Linked DNA regions of Homo sapiens: region 1 is linked to region 2. A link is an interaction called in ENCODE POLR2A ChIA-PET data of the cell type or tissue named here. Cell type or tissue: Panc1. All regions are shown on one strand. Links, peaks and the distances in the headings refer to the core of each region. The heading gives the core; the rest is flanking DNA. Region 1 holds the start of MIR1296 (microRNA 1296). Region 2 has its middle 17 kb from the start of REEP3.

Evidence for each region. ChIA-PET counts read pairs that join two places held together with the same protein. Peaks named below come from ENCODE experiments on the same cell type or tissue, not always from the same donor. Only the 100,000 strongest peaks of a DNase experiment are listed, where the experiment ranks them.
Region 1: POLR2A ChIA-PET joins it to region 2 with 13 read pairs; 2 of 35 experiments call an interaction of 5 or more read pairs at or near these places.

The regions. Positions count from the first base shown.
Region 1 is chr10:63,368,350-63,373,739 of GRCh38, forward strand. All of the region lies in intron 2 of JMJD1C (jumonji domain containing 1C), which reads right to left. It overlaps MIR1296 (microRNA 1296), which reads right to left and starts at 4,699; the gene lies at 4,608-4,699. In Panc1, for the core only: no CTCF peak of the experiment used is centred there; no DNase peak of the experiment used is centred there.
Region 2 is chr10:63,501,652-63,507,041 of GRCh38, forward strand. It overlaps a transcript of JMJD1C not described here. Among named protein-coding and RNA genes, the nearest start is that of REEP3, 17 kb to the right of the region's middle. In Panc1, for the core only: no CTCF peak of the experiment used is centred there; no DNase peak of the experiment used is centred there; H3K27ac peaks cover 581 bases.

The DNA of each region.
Region 1 (5,390 bases), core at 302-5,301, 130 kb before region 2:
ATACATCATATTCACGAACATGGAGACCTTACTATATAACAGCACATAGGGAAACCAGTCTTAGTACAAGCCTGTGAACTGAGACAAGGTAAGTAGCTTTGTTCTTAAATGACTTGGAACTCAGAAATAACTGAGTAAGGGCCCACTGTAACTATACCTATCCATGATAATATCCAGCATCCAGGTAAGGGTCAATTCTGCTGAGGCGGCATAGCAAATTCCTCTGCAATTCTTACTGATTTGTTCTGTAATAAAACAGCATCACGTTGTGACATAACACACTATGGCATAACAAGTGACACTGTTGCTAAGATTCATTTACCTTATGTAAATAAATCTTTTTTTGTTTTGTTTTGAGACAGAGTCTCGCTCAGCTGCCCTGGCCGGAGTGTAGTCTCATGATCTCAGCTCACTGCAACCTCCACCTCCCAGGTTCAAGCGATTTTCCTGCCTCAGCCTCCCAAGTAGCTGGGACTACAGTAGAGACAGGGTTTAGCCATGTTGGCCAGGCTGGTCTCGAACTCCTGACCTCAGGTGATCTGCCCACCCTCGCCTCCCAAAGTGCTGGGATTATAGGCATGAATCATCACGCCCAGCCCCTTATAGAAATCAATCTTATAATACTGATATTGATCATCTAATGTATCAGGAAATTTAGTTAAAGCCTCCTCAGGGTGTAATAATGATGGAAAATGAATAGCCTAAGGAAGAATTAGTTAACCATCAACTAATTTTTCTTCCTCTTTCTTTCTTTTCTTCTTTCCTTCCTTCCTTTTCTTCCTGTTTTCTTTCTCTTTCTCTCTCTCTTTTCTTCTCCTCTTCTCGTCTCACTCTGTTGCCCAGGAGTGCAATGATGCAATCTCGGCTCACTGCAACCTCTGCCTTCCAGGTTCAAGCAATTCTCGCCTCAGCCTCCCAAGCAGCTGGTATTATGGAAGTGCACCACCACACCTGGCTAATTTTTGTATTTTTAGCGGAGATGGGGTTTCACCATGTTGGCCAGGCTGGTCTCGAACTCCTAACCTCAAGTGATACCCCCCACCTCAGCCTCCCAAAGTGCTGGGATTACAGGCGTTTGCTACCGTGCCCAGCCCATCAACTAATTTCTATGCCAATAGTCCTGCATGAATTTTTCATAAGATACAAAAATAGTGGTAAATCCGGGGGAAAATGAGTAATTAAATTAGTACAAGAAAATGATGTACATAATGGCTTTATAAATTAGATTGACTGTTTATTTAAATGTACACCTATTCAACACTGGCTCCTCCCAATATTAGGCATATTCAAAAAGTTACTACTGCAATGTCTGTCATATAAAACCTAAATGTAGACGTTCAAATATATTCATTTTGCTTTAAGAGTGTAGGCCAAAGGCTAGGGCATAGCCTATACACCAAAGAAGAAAAAGATGCCTGGGCTTCCACCTTGGCAACTGAGAGATGATCTCCAGGGCTCTAGAATATCTTGCTTCTTAGGAGTACCTGCTTGATAGGAGTGTTTTTGTTTGCCTGGAGGCTTTGGCCACTGGACAGTTTAACAATGTGATTTACAATGGGGGCTTTCGACATTCCAGTATCAATTCTGACCTCCAGAAGAAGTGAGAACTAAAGTTATTAGTCTGACCTCCCAGAGGCCAAAGCTACACCTTTCAGCTAGTATGTGATTTTGAGCCCCAGTAAAACTGGAAAATCAAAGACTCAGATGAGTTTCTTCACTGACGAAACTCACATACTGTGGACATAAAAAGATAATGCTGGACATGACTGCACAGGGAGAAGAGTCTGGACTCTACCCTAAACATCTCTTCCCCTGGCTGATTTTAATTCGTATACTTTCTCTGCAATAAACTGTAGGCATGAATGTAACAGCTCTCAATGAGTTATATCAATCTTCCAGTGATTTATCAACCCTGTGGATGGTTTTGGGAATGCCTCAAACTTGAAACTAGTGCCAGAAGTGAGGGTGTTCTTACAGAGGTTTCTCTCAAAGTGTACACCTATCTAAACTCACTGCAGTGCTATACTGAAGTTTTATTTATATACTGTCTTGCTTGATCTTCACTACTCTGTGTGGTAGATATTACTATTATGAACACAGTGAGACATACAGAGTATAAATGACATTAACAGTAAATGGAAGAATCAGGATTTGAACCAAGAAATATGCCACAAAGTCTATGTCCTTAACATATTATGCTACCTTCCTTGATAACTGCTATTTTCCCCCCAATTCTAACGTTCAAGCCATGCAAATCTAGAAGTAAACAAGAAATTCAGACAGACTTAAAACAAGCCTTAAATAATCTTCATTATATTTTACTTTGTTATGGTTTAAGCTGTCATTTTTATTAAGTGTTAATTCTTTGTATATTAAGGACAGTTTTTTAAATGCTGCAATAGCAAAACACAAATAATACCTATCAAAGTATATTAACAGAAACATAAAACAAGTTTACTAAAATAACTCATTTGAAGAAGACTACCTCCAAAATATAAAATACTGAATAACATCATTATATGAAATTTCCAATTTGCTAGGAAATAATAGTTGTTTTTTAGGGAAAAGACAATTTTGGTCAGGCAAAATTCTGCCATAATATAAAATAATGATCTCCATTACTTTATAATATATATATTTTCCGTTGAGACAGGGTCTTGCTCCATTGCCCAGGCTGGAGTGCAATGGCATAATCATAGCTCACCATAGCCTTGTACTCCTGGAGTCAAGCAATCCTCCCACCTCAACCTCCTGAGTAGCTGGGACTACAAGGCTTGCGCCACTACAATAGGCTAATTTTTTTTTTTTTTTGGTAGGGATGAGGGTATAGCTATGCTGCCCTGGCTGGTCTTGAACTCCTGGACTCAAGCAATTCTCCCGCCTCAACCTCCCAAAGTGCTGGGATTATAGGCATGAGCCACTGTCCCTGGTCTATAAGACTTTTTAAATACATAATTCTAGTGCTGATGTAATTAATTTTTTTTACTTAAATTTTCTCTACATTTTCCTAAAGTATGTACAATTATCACTTTTAAAGCTGCATAATATGCCAAAATATTAATTTAACAGCATTCACAAATTGTTGAACATCAAGGTTGTTCCATTTTTCTTTTCCTCTTTAATAAGACTGCAATAAACATCTTTCTTCTAATAACATTAAACCTTTCATTTTTTTAATCTGCAGCTCCCACCACAGTGTCTAATTCGTATGAGGTACGTGACAAACATTAGCTAAACTGAATACACTTTTTAAAAACTGTTTTTCAAGCATCGTTTCCTAAGACTAGAATTAATGAATCAAAGAGTATGAACTTCTTATGGTTCTTATAACATAATACTTTCCAAAAGAATAATGTCATTTTATAATCCACAAGATATGAGTGTGTGAACTCGTTCATTGCAATACATGCCAGTATTAGAGTTTATCATTTAAAAAGCTTAATATTTTATTATGTATAATTTGATCTCTTAAAGTGCTTTACCTTGTAGAGAAATAACAATCCTGAAGTTATATTGTCATTACTTCCATTTCATTATTTAACAAAGTACAAAAAGACATGCAACTGTTTATTCTAATTGTGGAAATTCAATTATAAATATGTAAAAACTCTTTAAATGAACATACTCCAAAGTTTATTTCTGACTTGGAAGGTGGCATATTTTCACATTTTAGTAAAATTTGCTTGAGGCCATAATCTAAACCAACTTTGATAACTGCTGGATATAAAGGTAATCTTGTCCCAAAGAGCAGTGAACTCTATTCTCCTTTGAGGGGGTTTCTTTTGGAACAGATAGTAAGTAAAAAGCACTCTAAGAGAATATTTTAAAATAAATAAATTGCTAAGAGTTTACGTGTTTATGATGTCATCACAATTCCTGGTTGAACCAGAATTGCCTATCTATGAAGGAAAAGCTACATTGAGAAAAAGTAGTCTGAGTTTCCTAAAACTCAATTCAGAAATTCAAGTAAATTATCAAAGATTTGAATATTTAAGTCAATTGTGAGGACTTCTGTTTCTTCCTTTAACATCTTTAAAATAACGCATTTCAGGTAATTTTACATTTTTCCCCTTGGTGATTTCAGGAATCAAATTTGTACCTGATGAGAATTGGCATTATAAGCTTTTTAGTATTTTTTATTATATATTGACATGTTTAAAATTGGTAACTCACAGTTTTACCACAATTGGGTGATTCTGCTTTCCTGTCCTTTGATATTATCATATGTTAATAGTCAGAAAACTTGTGATAACTCCCAGTAGGGTTCTTTTTCACTAGCTGGGTTGCAGCACATTCATCACTTTAAAATAAGAATTTACTTTCTGAGATGGGTAAAGCACTGTGCTAGACTCCAAGGAACCATACATAGATGACTAAGACATGACTCCTGTCCTCAAAGAACTTACAATCTATTAAGGGAAGACAGACATGCAAACAAATAGGTATAATACAAAGCAGAATGTGCTGATTGTTAAAACAGAGGTACAAAACAAAGTTCTATAGGAGCACAGGATGGTTATATAGGAGCACTGGTTGGGGTGATCTGGAAGGCTGGGCCAGCGGAAAAGTAGTAGAAAACTCTGCCCCTTAGAAAACACAGCAGTGTTACAGCCCACCTGGGTTAGGGTCGAAGCCCCACTCCCCACAGAAGGTTTTCCTAAAGGAGATGGAGCCAGGGCCCTAACCCAGTTAGGTAGGTGATTCGTTGATTTCAATTATGAATGCCAACACTTTCTTTCCCTGGTGCCGATAAATGTGCTTTCACAAGTATTTTACTTTATTAAAAAGTAAATAAAATTTAACAATCTATTAAGTAACTTACATGAAGACGCAAGTTACCTCAGCCTACAGCATTAGAATGGCCTCAAGTGGTACTCTGATTGTACAGGACCAAGCAAAAAAAGACACCACTTCAGCATCTTACATGTGGTGCTCCCATAAATGTTTTGCTACTGATATCCTAGAAAGAAAGAGGAACCAGACAATTCCAGAGAAGGAGCCTGGGTATTATACTATTCATATTTTGCTGAAGATGCAATTATGTTAAGTTTTAAAAAATATACTTTAAAATATGTTAATGAGACAACAGGATTTGTTTTTGTCTTGTCATGATCTCAAGAAACAGCAGGTACACTGCCAGTTTCCACTAATTTCTAGGTATAAGAGGTAGACAAGATAACGTAACTGATATGTAATATTAAACAAGTACCACACGAGGAGTGAAACAACTAGAAAGAAGATAATAAATACAAACATGTTTAAATACAAAAGAACATAAAGCAAGTATCATGTGCACAGAAATAGAAACATTAAATTTGTAGAAAATTAAAGACAAAGTATTAGTTTCTACTGTTTCATTCTATTGCCATCTCATATACAGATCCCTCAAA
Region 2 (5,390 bases), core at 262-5,261:
TATAGTCCCAGCTACTAGGGAGGCTGAGGCAGGAGAATGGTGTGAACCCAGGAGGCGGTGCTTGCAGTGAGCCAAGGTCGCGCCACTGCACTCCAGCCTGGACAACAGAGTGAGTCTCCATCTCAAAAAAAAAGAACAAAACAAAACAAAAAAAGAATACTACTACTATTTCTGCCACATGATTGCTTTATTAATTCTCCAGCAAAATCATCACCTATGAACAAACTGATAATGGTCCTAAGAAAGAAAAAGAAGGCGAGAAGAAAGGAGGCAGGGACAGGGTAAAGACTTCATTTTGGTATTTAAAATACGGCCAAATTTATCATTTTTCTAAAGGTAGTAAATAAGACTGATAATTTATAAGGGAAATATTTTCCTTCCTGTGTTGAAATAATATGCCAAATGGCTACCAAGGAAATATACTTATTTATGTACATTCATTTCTATATTGATTCCTATTGTGAAACATGTTGCAAGAAAATGGAATGCATGAGAGACAATTAAGGTCAGAATCAGTTTTACAAATTTTGCCAGTTTGCAGATTTCACTTCTATCTCCTTTCTCCCAAGTAAGGTTACCCCTAAAACATCACCAGCAGCTGCACATCAGTAACCCACTTACCACTGAAGTTAAAGCTTGTTTGTGCTCACTGAAACTAGAAAAGCTGTTTTTTGTATAAAATGTTAGCTTTAAAAACCTGCCGGCGGCCAGGCACCGTGGCTCATGCCTGTAATCCCAGCACTTTGGGAGGCCGAGGCAGGTGGATCAAGAGGTCAGGAGTTCAAGACCAGCCTGACCAACATAGTGAAACCCCCGTCTCTAATAAACATACAAAAATTAGCCGGGCATGGTGGCGGGCATCTACAGTCCCAGCTACTCGGGAGGCTGAGGCAGGAGCATGGTGTGAACCCGCGAGGCGGAGCTTGCAGTGAGCCAAGTTGCGCCACTGCACTCCAGCCTGGGTGACAGAGCGAGACTTTGTCTCAAAAAAAAAAAAAAAAAAAAAAACCTGCCAGCTGCCAGCTCTTCAACTCTCCTTCCACCCACAACTGCCAATATAATATATTCTTTGTTCAACTCTGTATTTCTTGGAGCTAAAAGAAAGGGAATCAATTATTTTTATTTTATTTTTTTGATACAGGGTCTCACTCTAACTTGGAATCAATTCTTACGGATAAAAAGATCAAACTTTGAATCCAAAATCTACAAGACTATTCCGAGAAACATGAGCTGCACAGCTGTAGATAACAGCAATAAAAACAGAATAATGGGTAACAATTACTGAGCACATACTATGTATCACCCAATATGCCAAGTGCTTCAAATGATCTTCAAAATAACTCCTGGAAGTAGATACTATTATTATACCCATTTTGCAGATGGGGAAACTGAGTCTTAAAGCTAAATGATCCATGTAAAAAAGCTTAGCCCTTAAGTGACACACAAAGATATATTTAAAGACAAAGGGCCTGAGAAATATGCTTAGGCCTTTAATGACCAAGTTCCAAAAGCTCTCAACCTAAAGGCCACAGGCCATTTTTAATACTTCCAAAATCTAAATGAAACAATCATTTAAATGTGAAATTCCCTAACTAAAATTGTAGGTTTTTTAGGGGTTTTTGGGGGGGCTTTTAGTTCAACTTAGGTCAATTCAGTATAGATACTAATATGTTGCCCTAATTAGAATCTTTTGCTAAAAACTGGGAGACAAATTATTAATAATTAAGCGTTCTGAGCAAAAACATTTTCGTAGTGTGAAATTAATAGTGGAAAAAACAATTTAAGAGATCCTTTCTATGAAAAGTTTGGGAGACAATGGACTAAAAGACCTGCATGATCTATGATGGATCTAACATGTGAGTTTCTGCTAAAGGTTTCTATACCAGTAATGTGCCTGCCCCACCCTTACTCCTGTCCCTTACTCCCTCCCTCTGAATACCACACTCACAACCGACCAGCTGCTTTTTATTCCTACGGGCAAGCCTAATAAACTGAGATTGGCTCTCACCAGCACGAGCTGAAAAAGCTAAAGTTGACTCAACATTATTCTTTGCTGTGAATCCAGAGCAATTTTTCTTCCCATTTATCTGGTTTCTTCCCATTACTTTCAGATTCTCCTGGATACTTGTTGATTAATTTGCCTTTGACAACTTTCGTAGTTCTGCCCCTTCAACTCCTAAAATCTCCTGGTGACTGCTTAGAGTATGATCATTGAGTCTCCATCCTAGCCTCCTCTGGGATGTGGATCATTTTGATAGATTAAGCAGTATCTCCAACCACCAGGGTCCACATGCTTGTGTTTCATGGGCAGTTTTCCCTATTCTGCTTCCTTGCTCATTCCACTTGAGCTGCTACAAGCCACACTCTGCCATGACACCCTTAAACTGATCATTCTGTTATGGCTGATTTTGGTTGAGGTATACTACATAAAATGTTATGGGTGCCCTATGGACAAAAAGTATAATAAACCTAATGTATAAAGTCATTACTTGTTTCTGTACTTTTCTGGCTATAGATAACCACCCAAATTCCTAGAGGATGTTATATAGGAGATATATAGGTACTGAGACTACTACAATAAAACAGGGCAGACAACATTCCTGCTCTAACAGAGCTCACATTCTAATTGGAGGAGGAAACAGAAAACAACAACAGCAGCCAGTGGTTAAGTACAATGCAGAGAACTGCAACAGGATGACCCAGGAGTGATTAGGTGGTTAGGTGAGATTGGGTAATAAATGAAGGAGTCACCACGGAATCTGAATAGCATTAAGAAGCCAATGCAGGTGAGACAGTTGCTCATTCTGAAGCAGGGAACAGCAGAATCAACGACCCTAAGGAAAAAGGAGGCTGACATGTTTACAGAAACAGAAGAAAGGCCAATAGGACTGAAGCTTAGTGGGCCAGGAGGATAATGATAATAAGATGAATTTGGAAAGGCAAGCAGGGACCAGCTCACACAAGGCTTTGTGGGCAAACATGAAATTTAATCCAAGTGCAAGGAAAGCCACTGGAGGGAGTTTTAAGAGGTTCTCTCATTTGTGCACTAAAAAGGCCACTCTGCTTGCTATGCAGATTGAAACAGGTCAATAATAGAAATAGGGGGCCAGACACAGAGGTGGCTCACATCTATAATCCCAGCACACTTGAGGCCAGGAGTTCAACACCACCCCAGGCAACAAAACAAGACCCTGTCTCTACAAAAAATAAAAATAAAATGTTAGCCGAGCTTGGTGGCACAAGCCTGCAGTCCCAGCTACTCGGGAGGCTGAGACAGGATCAACTGAGCCCAGGAGTTTGAGGTGAGCTATGATCATACCACTGTACTCCAGCATGAGTGACACAGCAAGGTCTTATCTCCATTTAAAAAAGCTTCCTCAGCTGGGCACAGTGGCTCACGCCTATAACCCCAGCACTTTGGGAGGCCTAGGCAGGCGGATCACGAGGTCAGGAGATCGAGACCATCCTGGCTAACACGGTGAAACCCCGTCTCTATTAAAAATATTTTTTAAAAAATTAGCTGGGAATGGTGGCGGGCGCCTGTAGTCCCAGCTACTAAGGAGGCTGAGGCAGGAGAATGGCATGAACCAGGGAGGCGGAGCTTGAAGTGAGCCGAGATCGCGCCACTGCACTCCAGCCTGGGTGACAGTAGGAGAGTCCGTCTCAAAAAAAAAAAAAAAAAAGCTTCCTCGAGTGATTTTTAGCAAGGCATACATGTTCCTCCTTAGAACCAGACATAAAAAGAAGGGAGGATGCTAAGTAACACAAAGGAATTTCACGGTAAGATGATTGAAAATTCAAGATTTTAGAGATGGACAAGTATTTTCAGGGTTTCAGCTGAATGGGATTGGAAGCTTCATAGCAGAGCAGAAGTTCACAACTTTAGAGTCTGTTATAATGGCTCTGATTATTTAACCATATAGCTAATTATATATTTAATTATGGTGGGCTTTTAAAAAAATTACTGGGTCCTACCCAGAGATTCTGATTTAGTTGGTCTGGGGTAGGAACTGAGAATGTTTGTTCAAGAAGCATCACAGAAGATTTGAGCATAGGCTGTACAAACAATTTCAAGATAAATAGTGTAGAGTCACTTTTGAGAATGTAAAACAAACAGGGATGCAAATAGAGCTTTTAAACACATACTAGATAGCCCTCCTCCCCCCACAGTACCCACCCCCCATCAACACACACATAACCTGAAACAGGCCTGAGATAAAGTCTTACAGGTGGGATTCAGAATCGAAGCCTGACATCCATGAGAAGGCAAACGTGTACAATTTCTCCCCCTGCCAAAATTTAGTCTTTCTTCTCTCCAATAAGAACTTACTGGTATCCACACATTCTCAACAATACAGCAGTATCCTTCTATTTAATAGCTGCTAATTTGGCAGGTAAGAAAATTTTTATCTGGATTTCTTTAATAATCAGTGAGACCAAAAACACTTTCTTAGTGTGACATGCCAAAATTTATTAACATGTGAGTGTACTCAGTCTTCCTCCTCTACTCATTCTGCCCTTCCTAAAAAGGAAGATTTGCTGGAACTAAGTTGATCAATATAATAAAGGAATAAAGAAGGAAATGTTGATGAGAAGAAACCTTGTTGGTTGGGATTTAGGAAGAAAGCTTTAGAGTTTGACCAGTGAGAAGTTCCTGGGCAGCAGGAAGCAAGGAAAAGAGAAAAGGAACTTGTAAAAAATATTAATGTGGTTATGAATTAAGTTCCCTTTAATACACTCTTTGAAGACAAATAGAATTCCTTTTTAATTCCTTCTGGTTTTAAACTATGCTTCTTGAACAAGCCCCAGTTCTGAACTTGCACCATGTACTTTTCTGAATTAGCTGGGATTATATCCAGGCCATTTTCCTGGCCACCTGGAAAAGCCTAGCTGCTTTTGTAAACTTTCTGCAGATATCCTTTGCATATTTTTTCTTCTGAGACTTATTTTTTAATAAAATTTGTTTCTTAAGACTGTTTTAGGGTCACAGCCAAACTGAGTGGAAAGTACAGAGTTCCCATTTACCGCCTGTCCCTACACAGACACAACCTCCTCCAATATCAACATCCCACAGAAGAATGGTACATTTGTTACCATCAATGAACCTACAGTGACCCAGTATTATCAACCAAAGTCCATAGTTAACATTAGGGTTCACTCTTGATGTTGTGCATTCTACCATCTTTGACATATGTATAATGACATGTATGCACTATTATAGTACTGTACATAATAGTTTCATTGCCCTAAAAACCCTGTTCTCTGATTATTCACCCCTCTCTCCCCTGTAACCCATAATAATGGCTAATCTTTTTACAGTCTCCATGGTTTTTGCCTTTTCTAGATGTCATGCAGTCATAATCATACACTGTGCAGCCTTTTCAGGTTGG